Linked DNA regions of Mus musculus: all the other regions are linked to region 1. Evidence: chromatin loops called from intact Hi-C (ENCODE). Cell type or tissue: heart. All regions are shown on one strand.

Region 1 (4,000 bases):
TTTTCAAATGCTAAACATTCACTGTGTGAAAGTGGGCTTTTTCAAATGTCTGAAACCCCTTTGCAGCCAAGGAAAGCTTTGCATTTAAAAAGATCACAAACTTATGAGGTTAACACGGATAAGTCAAAAGTCCTGAAGTTAAAGGAGGTCCCTGCTGGCAAGAGGAGAGGCAGGCAGCGAGAAAAACCTGGGCTAGCATATTTGAAAAAACATTCTGTGAAATGAAAGATGTTGTTGCTTGAGTCCTTCTGGAGCCAGACTGGGCAAAGCCCTCATGGAAATGGCTGGAACAATAATTCATAACTTAGTAATTCATGGGCCAGATTAATCTTTCTTGGCACGCTTACTCATCTGAAAAAAGATTTACTAGAAGAAAATCCCTTCTGAGTTGACCGGGAGGCACCTGTCATCATCAGGAGAGAACCCACAGACGGTAGCACCCGCTGATAACACCCTAAGATGTGTGGATCCGCAGTGACTCATGCAAGAGGAACATGAAACAAACACCCAGATCTGGAAGGCAGACCCAAGAGGATCCCATGGAAGCCAAACCTCCCAGGCAGGGCTGGCAAAATGGCTCACTCACATTATTGTTCTTGCAGACGACCTGAGGCTGGGTTCCAGCACCTGCATTAAGCAGCTCCCAGCTTTCTGCAACTCCAGTTTCAGGAGGGCCCTTACCTCTCTCACCTCTCTAGGCAGATACACATGTATTCATATATTTTTTATTTTTATTTTAAATTTGGGCTAGAGAGATGGCTCAGCGGTTCTTCCAGAGGCCCTGAGTTCAATTCCCAGCAACCACATGGTGGCTCACAACCATCTGTAATGGGCATCCAATGCCCTCTTCTGGTGTGTCTGAAGACAGCTACAGAGTACTCATATAACAAACAAACAAACCCAGATAACCTGGGAGACCATAAGACAATGCCTTTAATCCCAGCACTTGGGGAGGCAAAGGCAAGCAGAACTCAAGAGTCCCGTGTACAGAGTGAACTCCAGGACAGCCGTGGCTACATAGAGAAACCCTGTCTCAAAAAACCCCAAACCACACAGACTCCTATAATGCAAAGGTCTTTAGAGTGAAGCAGTTCACAGCACTGTGAAAGCCCTGTTCTCCGAGTTTCTTTAACATGTCTCCAGGTTAAGCTGCCAGCCTCCTCTTCCTACCCCCTACCGCATGAATGCGTTCTATCCCGCTGGCTGCCAAGGACCTGTCCACCTCTGTACTCATTTCCAGAACTGAGAATATAAATATCACGGGTTTACCCAACTTTGTGCACACCACCATCACCTCCCACCTCAACAGCCTGCAGTCCTTCCCCTACGCACACTTGCCAAGTTTGGCTAGACCAGATCATTATTACCGTCAAAGATTAGCCTCTCAAATAAGAGAGGATTAAAAACAGTTGCCCAAAATATCTTTCATTCTCCCTGACTGCCTGGAAAAATCTCCCACTCTTCTCCTCCACGTCTAGACGACTGGTCTCCAGGCTTCTTTCTACCAGGGCTTCCTTTATCCTGCTGTTTCTGAATGCATCTACCGGCACACAGTCCAGAGACTTCCGGCTGCTCTGCTGCTTGAATGTGTATGTGCATCGTCTAAGCAGCCACCAAGCGTACGTGCGGGTTGCCTTCCCAGGAGACTGAGAGTTCTCACGAAGGCCTTCCTGTCTGAAGCCATTCAAACATCATTTTCCCCTCTTGAGAGGGCAAAGAGGATAGAAACATTAAGAATGAACATGAAAATCATGACCATAATATTAATGGCTTCAACAATACAAACAATGGGTGCTTCGGAGGGAAGGGCCCATGGCTGGCAGGCTTTGGAACAGCAGAGCTAAACACATTCTCCCATGAGTCTTCCAAAAGGCTGGGCTCATAGAGGACTCACATTTCCTGGAAGAACATGGGCACAGTGTGATCCTCCCTCACAGATGAAGAAGCTGAGGCCCATAGAAGACACTGGTCCCACATCCCTTGTCTCATGGATGGAGCTGGAAACTGAACCCAGTTCTGGCTGATACCTGTGCACGCTTCCTCCCCTACCCCATGTTTCCCTACCACAGGCTTGGATCGCTTGAGAAGGCGAGATCCCCTCGTGGCAAACAGTGGCCCAACCCTGCATTGGTTATCAGCTAAATGTGTTCCTGGTTCCAAATTGACAATATGGACACGGTTTGAAAAACCAGACATCTAGAAGGTCTCTGAGACACTTGCCCCACCCCCATCTGAATCCAGAACGCCTTCCACACGGGAAGTCGGTAGGAAGAACTGTCTGGAACGTAGGTCCTATTCCTGGCTCCTACCCAATGACCTTTGGGATTTCCTTAGCTGCTTGGACCTCATCTATAAAATAAGGAATGTGACAACAGAGGTTTCAAAGGTCCTTGCGTCTCTCCAGAACTTGGAGAGCCTCCCTGGGAACTGATTATACAGGGTCGATCAACTCTGGCAAGCTGACCACTGCCTCTTTTCTGCACACAGGTTTAAAGGGGCCTCTCTCAGAGCTCCTGGTGGGGTGCTGCTTGTCGCCCTGAGGTGAGAGCCTTCAGAGAGTCTCTGCAGGCCTCTCTCCCAGATGCTAGCCCTTTCTGGCAAAAGTCAGCCTCTACTGCTCATTTCAACACGATGCCGCCTAATCATTCCCATTGATCGATACAAAATAACTCATTTTTGCAAATGGAGCCTTAAGGTATTCCACTTCATGGACCCATGCTATTTATCTTCTCTGAGAATAAAGACAGAAGGCCAGGTGACAGGGGCAGGTACTCTTGGCTCCCCCTTTCCTCCCCAGGGATCTGGGTGCAGAAGAAAACAATGGAATGGGGGACGTTAACAGATAATGCCTTGTGTTGAGTGTCTTTCTGTGGGTTAAAAATAAGACTTGGGGGAGCGGGGGTAGCAGCAAGATAGCTCTGTGGTTTAAGCACTCACTGTGCAATCCTGATGACCTGAGTTCAAAGTAGAAGGAACGCAATCAAGCCCAAATTGTCCCCTGGCTCCGTACTTGTGCCACAGCGTGCACAAGTCAAAACCTCATTACTTATAAATGACATACACACACGTCTGCAGAAATAAATAAGAAAGAACGAAAATAAATAAGTAAATGATAAAATAAGAACATTACTCAATCTGTCAAAGACAGGGTAGCGACTCTCTCGGACAGCTGTTGGAATGGAAGTTGAGGGAAGGAGGTTTAAAATGGACTTAGGGTACAAGGCTACCAACAGCTAAGGGCTCAAAGCTAAGTTCTGCCTCCCTTTCCAGATGCTTATGAGTGAGTAGCCAGAGTCAAGCTAACTACTAGGCCAGTAGGTGCTGTGCCAGGAAGGAGCCCTTGACACATTTGGAGACCATAAAAAAGCTTTAATACATTTTTAAAAAGATGTATTTGTTATTATATCTAAGTACACTGTATCAGATCTCTTTAAGAGCCACCATGTGGTTGCTGGGATTTGAACTCAGGACCTTCGGAAGAGCAGTCAGTGCTCTCACCTGCTGAGCCATCTTGCCAGCCCTAATACATTTTTTTTTAAATGCAGGGAAAGTTGAGCATAATAGTAAGTAAGGAGTAGACAGCAATGAATTCAGTCTATATCTTAAGTGTACATGTGCTACATGCATGTGTGCACACACATGGGTGGGAGTATGCACATCCACAGGTGTGTAGAGGCTAGAGGTTGACAGTAGATGTGTTTCTCAATTATTCTGCACCATTTATTTAATTTACTGTGGGTGGTATACGTGCACACGCATGCAGTATATGCATGTGCATATGGAACCAGCCAGAGATGAATGCTGTCAGATGTTTGCTATCTACACATTGTTTCTGTACAGTATATCCGTGTGTGTGTGTGTGTCTAGTAAAAGGCCAGAGGTTGATGGCAAATGTCCTCCCTTTTGCTCTTCACCTCTGTTTTAAGTTCAGGTCTCTTACTAAACTCTGAGTTTGCTGTTTCAGATAGACAGGCTAGTCAGTAAGGCCCTGGGGAATTCC
Region 2 (4,000 bases), 130 kb after region 1:
TTTCCTATAGAACCCAAGGGAGCCTCCTTCTACAAAACTCTGAACGTCACCTGGGGGGGGTCCCACAGTACTTCCTAGAGAGAGTGGAGGTATTACTGGAGAGCTGAGAATTTTGCATCCCAAGTTACTTTGAAATTCACCTATAACGTGAGTTTATGCAAAAACAGTTATAGCACTGTATTTTATATAGATTATGCTCCCTGTCATATTCAGCTAGACCTAGTTTATAGAAAGAAAAAAGATGTTTATATTCTCAGGAACTTTTCTCTCTGGGGCTGGAGAGATGGCTCAATGGTTAAGAGCCCTGGCTACTTTTGCAGAGGTCCTGAGTTCAATTCCCAGCACCCACATGGTGGCTCACAACCATCTGTGGCGGAATCTGATGCTCTCTTCTGGTGTGCATGAAGACAGAGCACTCATATACATAAAATATGTAAATAAACCTTAAAAAAAAGAAACACTTCTCTCCATTTTCTATTCTTGTCACTTGAAGTCACTTCACTCTTTCTACTTCTAAGCTACCCACTGAACTAGGACCAGAGACAGTTCACAACTATAACCCAGAACTGGAGACTTAGGTAGGAGGTTCACAAGTCCAAGGGCAGCCTGGGCTACATACTGAGGGAGTCCCTGATTCAAAAAGGAAGAAAGAAAGAAGGAAAAAAGAAAAAGAAAGGAAGGAAGGAAGGAAGGAAGGAGGGACAAACATCCAAAAAATAGAAAAACAAAAAACAAAAAATCCCAAAAACTAAAAAAAAAAAAAAAAAAAAAAAAAAAACAAAAACCAAAACTATCCTCTTTTTAAGCATTCTTCATTATTATTATTTTTTTAACTTCTGGGTAATCTAGTCAAAAAAGTTTGCATAATCAGTGAATAGGGTTGTTGTTCAAGCACACTGTTTAGTAATTTGGGGCAAAGACCTATCCCCAGAGGAGATGACAGCCTTGTATGTGGAAACATCGAAACTCTCCCTTTGGGAGAGGAAACCTTTGGCTAACAAAGCTAACCAGAAGCTAACCAAAAGCCAGGAGAAAGGTCCAAGGACCGAAGGACTGCTTCCACCGCAATACACACACATAGACACACAGAGACACTCACAGGTTGCCTCTTTACATCCAGTTATTGACAAACCAGTTCCAAATCGCTCCTCCCAGTGAATACAAACCACTTTTTTTTTTTTTTTTGACTTCCCAGGCATGCAAACCCCCAAATAGAAAGTCACAAGCTGTCAGGTAGCCGCTCATTTCTGGGAGGCTGTGGTTAAATTCTCACATTGGTAGATCCAGCCTCCGTATGCACCTCAGGTCGAAAGGCCTGGGCTTTTTCTTTTTCTTTTTTTTCCCCGTTAGATTCTTACCTCCAGTTTCGAAGTCACCTCTAGAAGCTTTCTCTCAGATCTCTTCCCTCAGCTCCTCCGGGAGCCTTGGGGACAGGAGCAGCTGGCCTCCGGGTAATCCGTTGAAGCTGAGCTGAGTGAGACCTGTCATTAGCCCGAGCACCTGCTAGCAGCCCCCGGCACAGGGCAGGGCGAGGCGAGGCGGGGCGAGGCAGGCTTTGCGGGGGACACTGCCCTCCCCAGGTCCCCCGGGCTGTCCTGCAGTCCCAAGCCTCTGCTCCTGCAGGACTTCTCCAATGCTCCTCTCCGCGGGCTACGGATGTGCGGGAGGAGCCCTCCCTGCTCGGCGGGTGGAGGGGGTTATGAAAAGGCTGTAATGCAATCCTAGCCCGACTCTCACTTGTCAAAACTCCACGGCATTCCAGAGTCCTTTCCCCTTCACCCCGTCCTCTGCAGGGAAAAGGAAACCGCGCCCGGAGGGTTGCACGGAGTTTGGGGCTTCTCTTTCAGACACTTTTGTTTACATCTAGAGCGCGGGAGCTTCCTGCGGTGAAAGGGGGTTAACCGCTCCCCCACTCCTTACCATCCAGATACCCCCACTCTGGCTGGAGTTCTCCTACAAGCTAAGAAGCTGCATCTCCTGACATCATTCATTTCATGACTGCTCCTCTTCACCATCAGCAGAAGCCTGGCTTCTTGTGGGGGGCGCATGAACCACCACACCCTCCCAACTAAAATCACAACTATCCTACCCGGCGGGATGTCCGGGAACTTTCCAGAAACTCCAAATCAGATTCCTTCTGTTGGAATAACCAAACTCACCACCCCTGAATTACAATCGCCAGTGACTGCACGGCTAAAGCATTTCCTTTATACCTTCTCCGCTCGCCTGCCCCTCCCACCTTCTGCAGGGCTCAGTCAACAAGTCATCCCCCGAGAGGCCGGAATGGGCTTGGGCAGCTCAGCCATTTCTCCAGCTGCAAACTGATGAGGAAGCCCGACCCACGAGGGCCAACTTGTTTATGTCACACCCACCGAAGGCTTCCTGTCTTAAATTAATGAGAATGCAAGAAGGCTTAGGAAAACAATGTTTGCTTTTCTTTAAAAGTAGGAGAAGGCTGAGGGGACCTCCACTCCGCCCCGCCCCATCATTCCATGGCTTTTCAAAACTTCAATTGTATTTTAGTTCTATGTTTCCATTCCTAACACTTGTTGAAACGTAAAAGCTCTTGCTGTGCCAAACCTCAAACCATTAAGGAACCTTCTGCTCAAACAAAACACGTTTCACCTGGCTCTGAAGGGCTCCAACTTGGTGCTCCAGGTAGGAGTAGAGCTAGGGATAGAGTGAGCTCCCGGGGTTAAATGCAGGAATGCCAGCACAAACCAGCTCACTGCAGCCCTATGCCTCCCTCCTGGGACTTGCACCGACAGGCACACACCCTCCCAGCTCCTTGGACTTGTATCAAAACCTTGTACAGTTCCGCTTCACCCTCTATCTTCAAGCTATCGAGCTCTTCCTGAACATCCCGCAGCCCACGAAAGAAAATGAGCTTCGCAAAGGACAAATCTTTGGGAATTTGATGCGATTAATTATAATGGAGGAAGGCCGCAATCCCCGTACCAATACTGCTACTGGGATGGGTAATTAGAGAATAGGAGAGGCCAGCCCATGTCAAGTCAGGGCTGGAAGTCTGCCCACTCACAGAATCTGCCCAGGAGCACACGGTAAGTAATTACCAAAATTACCAATTACCAGTCCTCGGATTAGGACCCCCCCCCCCAGCTGCTTCATTAAGACCTGCGTTAAGAGCAAAACAGAAACAGGTAGGAAAGCCAGACTGTGGCCTTCCTTCTTTGATAGTTTATCTCAAAATGTGAGTCCCTGTAGCCAACACCACCTGGTGGAGGTCCCTGGAAGGCTGTGTGTCAGGAGCTTTGTGAGCCAATTCCTCAAAAGACTTCATGACTTCAGAAAAGGGTCCTGCATTTCCACCCTTAACAGAAAAGCCTCTGGCTTCCAGACAATCAAACTTTGTAAACTTTTTTTTTCCACTTGCAACTCCTTTTAGCTGGAGAAAGTATATGTATATGTGTGTATCCACAGTCTTGGATATGTAGGTGTATAATTTAGATATACAAATCAAACATTTACTGATAATACAGCATAAAGGAATTCATGAAAACAATTCTTTGGTGGACAGATAATTTTGCCTTTATTAAAGGTGAAAGCAAATCTGTATGCTAATGAGATGGGTTAGCTTGTTTACTTTTTACAGAAAGAATCAAATCTTGCAGGACACTGGGTACCCTAAGCTTTTTCCAGAGTTGTTTGATACGTTATAGTCAGTGCCGAGGCAACTGTTTCACAGAAAGAGCGGGCCAGGTGAGATGGAGAGAGCACATCTTTAATCCCAGCGTGTGGAAGCAGAGGCAGGCAGAGGTCTATGTGTTTGTGGCCAGCCTGATCTACAGTCAGCCAAGGCTATGTAGTGAGACCCCTGTCTCAAAAAAAAAAAAAAAAAAGCAAAGCAAAAAATGTAGTATTAAGATGGCAGAAGTATGTTTAGGGTATTTCAGAAGTTACTGTAAGTTCTGTCCTAATTCCAAACCATTATTCATTTAATTTTATTTTCATGAAACTCAATTTTGCAGCTTAAATGATA
Region 3 (4,000 bases), 57 kb after region 1:
GCAGCAGAAAACCCAACCAACCCCTCTGTCCTAAATCTTCCATGTTAGGAATTTTTGAACTTTAATTATGTAAGATTTCCTGGTGTGTTTTAAAATGGCCATGTTTAATGTCTGTAGGACAGGATGTGAGCGAAGGTTCCCAGCTGTGACGTGGAATCACTTCTCAAAGCACACAGTGGTTCCCCTGTAGCTGGGATCTCTCTCTGCGCTCCAACTCCTTACACTCAACTAAGGTCCGAAGATGTTAAATGAAAAACTCTAGAAATGAACAGCTTGTTCTAGCAGTTCACTGTCCCGAGTAACACAGTCTCTATCCGCCCTGCTCTGCTTGGCTCGGGATGCAGATCTCCTCTCTGTCTGGTGTATCCCTGCTGTATACACTACCGCCCCGTGATTGCTTGCTTAGCCACCTCCGTTTATTAGATGCACCATTCCAGTGCTGCATTTGAATAGCACTTACTTTAATTAACAGCGTCGCCAAAGTGTTCAGGGAATGTCTGGAGATCCAGTAATCCCAAAGAAAAGCTGTGGCATGCATTCTTAGCTTTAAAATGTGAATATTCTCACTTTAAGAAATGGGAAAAAACAACTTAGGATCCTAATGTGCTTAGTTAGGATCCTAATGAAGAGGGAATCTTTTGTCTCTGAGACTGAGAAGAATGAACAAGACAGGAAGATGGTCGGGTTAGGAGGCCCCTTTACCGGCTAAGCCATCCCACTAGCCTCAGGGTAAGACTTGAATTAGATGAGTCTAACTTAATTAAACGTTTAGAGGTACTGTTTGTTTGAGGCAGGGTTTCATGTAGCCGAGGCTGCTCTCCAACTCACCATCTAGCTAGCCAAGGCTACCCTTAAGCTTCTGATTCTATTGCCTCCACCTCCTAAGTCACAGGATGATGTACGTGCACTGTGTGTGTGGCTGGGGTGGGATGGGGTGGGGACTCTTGAGAGAGACAGAGAGACCATCACTGCTATGCTCTTCAACAACTTCAATCATGAGCATTTCTTTTGCTTCCGGTCTAACCACTGATCCCCCACGTGCTCATGAAGTGAAATCTAGGTGGATGGGGTTAAGATCCCGGAATGAGGGAAACTCCCCCATCCCCCCTAGAGGACAGAGCTGATCATCTGATGGAACCTACATGTCCAACTCACAAGCCCATGTACCTGTCCTCTCATGCATTCAGTCTGTGCTCCCAAACCGTTCTCTTTCAGAAGAACATCTTTAAGCCACACTATCACTTGCTAGTTTTCATTCACACATTGAAGGTGTGACCCATTATTATCCTTTACAATGTCACAACCCTCTGGAAGGTCTTGGTCAACTGCTGGCTACTTTCCAGCACTGCTTGCCCACTGAGGCGAGGGTGGGAGCCTGAGGTGGTGTCAGAGTCAGGGCTCCTGAGTGATTGGTGACGGCTTCTGTGTCAGGAGTCAGGAGGTATCAAGGGTGCTGTTATCTTACCCCATCTCCTCACCCAGCACACGGAACAGATTGCTAAAGAGCAATGAAGATGAGAAGAAAGTCTATTGCTTGCCTTTACAGACTACTGAGGGAGCTAACCTGTGCTACGACTGTTCCTTCTTTACAGACTACTGAGGGAGCTAACCTGTGCTACGACTGTTCTTTCTTTACAGACTACTGGGGGAGCTAACCTGTGCTACAACTGTTCTTTCTTTACAGACTACTGAGGGAGCTAACCTGTGCTACTACTATTCTTTCTTTACAAACTACTGAGGGAGATAACCTGTGCTACAACTGTTCTTTCTTTACAGACTACTGAGGGAGCTAACCTGTGCTACAACTGTTCTTTCTTTACAGACTACTGGGGGAGCTAACCTGTGCTATGACTGTTCTTTCTTTGCCCATTGTCTTACTGTATTTGACAAGTTATCAGAGCATCTGTTGATGTGATAACAACTCCCTCATTTCTCATAGCATTCAGAATGCTAATCTTGTTAGTTAGGTATGACAGACATGTCAAGAACATGACTGGAGACTCTGGCATTTGCCCTGCCCAGACCTCACCTTTCAGGCCTTATGAGTGTCACTATTAGCAGCATCATTATCTGACCACCAACATCTGTAAGATAGACCAGGAAGCTGCTACTCTATACCTAGTCTGTCAGTGGAACAGTGAGAGAGGAGGTGTCTCTTCAGAGAGCCTTTTGTGCCATCTGTGCCAGTTCCAGAAAGGTGTCCTTGGAGGGAGTGGGGGTGTTCAAGGGGAGGAAAGCTGCAATTTTAGGAACTTGCTGAACCCTTGACTGAAAGAGATTCGAGAACTGTTTTTGTAGGATGGGAAGTGTGTGTGGTTTTCCCCGGGGAATGGGCGGGTGAGATTCCCGCCAGCCAGGACAGAAGGCAGTCAGTGGAACTGGCAGATCGGTCCGCTCATTTACTAAGTGAGTGATGGGAAAGTCAGTTACTTTTGCCCTCCCTTTATTTGTGATTTCATCTTTGTTATTTTTCCAACTTTATTGAGACACGATAAATAAAAATGGTGTTTACATGTAAACAACGTGATGCACATGCATTTGCTCTGTGAAATGAGAAGTGAAGCCCTCTGGTGCATCACACGCTTTCCTTGGTAGCAGAAGACATTTAAGATCTATTATCTGTGCAGTTTCCATCTATAAAACACACCAGTAAGACTCACGGTATAAAACAGATCTCCAGAATTTATTATTTCTGTCCCACAGAAATTTTGTACTTTTCTATTAATGTCGCCTTGACTTTTCTTCCACCAGTCCTTGGCAACTACATTATATTCTCTGCAGCTCTGAGTTAAAAAAAAAAAAAAGTGCACTTTTGTGTGTTTTGTCTGCATGTATGTCTGTGTGAGGGTATTGGAGCCTGAAGTTACAGACTGTTGTGAGCTGCCATGTGGGTGCTAGGAATTGAACTTGGGTCCTCTGGAAGTGCAGTCAGCACTCTTTACCACTGAGCCATTTCTCCAGCCCAACTTTTTAAGTGAGAACATGAGCTACTTGTGTTTCTGTACCTGGCTTATTAGTTCATTTATAATAGCATCCATCCATGTCATAAATGACATTCACTTTCTTTTGAAGGATGAGTACTAGCCCACTGTGTACAAATGTAGCACCTTGCCTTTACCCACGAAGAGACACCCGGCTGAGAGTCTTTATGTTGTAATGATTTAACTTTCAATTTATGAGAATTGTCCAATGGCTCTTAAAAACGGATTTATTTATTTTTATTTGTTTGAGTGCTCAGCTTGCATGCATGTATGTTTATATGTATGCATGCATGCTTATGTGCCTAGTAACAACGGAGGCCAAAAGGAGGCACTTGAAGTGCATTTTCCCCTGGAAGTGCAGTTTAGGATGGCTGTAAGCCAGCACACAAGTGCTGGGAACTGACCTCCTAATATCTGGGAAAACAGTCAAGTCCTCTTAACCACTGAGCCATCTCTTCAGCCTGCCCCCGTTCGCAGACTCTTGGTAGTTTATTTTTGTAGTATCAGTGATGACTTCTCTTTTATTTATATTCTTATTTATTGGAATCCTCTACCTTTTTGTTGTTGTTGTTACATCTCCCTCTCTTCCTCCCCCTCCCTGAGTCAAGGCTTCACTATGTAGTCCTGGCTGACCTGGAACTTGATATGCAAACCAGGCTGGCCTTGAACTCACATGAGCTCCAACTGTCTCTGTCTCCCTAGTGCTAGGGCATGAACCACACCTGGCTTTATTTTCTGTCTTTTTTTCTAGTCTCTCCAAATGTTCATCCTTTAAGAAAATCAACACCTGCTCTTTTCTACTGTCATTTGACCCAACACTGGAGCACCTGCTATATAAAGTACCTTAGCAGCTCTGAAGGGAGAAACGAACTGTTTTACAGCAGAGAACTGCCAGGTGCCATTTCCAACCAGAGACAAGTCTTTCAGAGGAAATCAGAAAATAGCAGATCTGAACACAACTACGAGCCAAGCAAATCAAACCAATTATACAACATACTCTCTTCAACAGCATGCATATG

The links. A loop is a pair of places that touch in the nucleus more often than their neighbours do. Peaks named below come from ENCODE experiments on the same cell type or tissue, not always from the same donor. Only the 100,000 strongest peaks of a DNase experiment are listed, where the experiment ranks them.
Region 2: it touches region 1 in a loop (1.8-fold over the local background); 1 of 42 quality-filtered maps calls a loop at or near these places.
Region 3: a loop joins it to region 1, with 1.9 times the contacts of the local background. A loop is called at or near these places in 1 of 42 quality-filtered maps.

The regions. Positions count from the first base shown.
Region 1 is chr15:12,414,435-12,418,434 of GRCm38, forward strand. The region is part of intron 8 of Pdzd2 (PDZ domain containing 2); the gene reads right to left. Among named protein-coding and RNA genes, the nearest start is that of Gm52211, 75 kb to the right of the region's middle. In heart, no CTCF peak of the experiment used is centred here; DNase peaks (open chromatin) are centred at 467 and 1,557.
Region 2 is chr15:12,547,878-12,551,877 of GRCm38, forward strand. All of the region lies in intron 3 of Pdzd2 (PDZ domain containing 2), which reads right to left. Among named protein-coding and RNA genes, the nearest start is that of Gm52211, 58 kb to the left of the region's middle. In heart, CTCF peaks have their summits at 2,295 and 3,242; DNase peaks (open chromatin) are centred at 1,004, 1,634, 2,274 and 2,684; H3K4me3 peaks cover 1,755 bases; H3K27ac peaks cover 1,184 bases.
Region 3 is chr15:12,471,482-12,475,481 of GRCm38, forward strand. The region is part of intron 3 of Pdzd2 (PDZ domain containing 2); the gene reads right to left. Among named protein-coding and RNA genes, the nearest start is that of Gm52211, 18 kb to the right of the region's middle. In heart, no CTCF peak of the experiment used is centred here; a DNase peak (open chromatin) is centred at 2,340.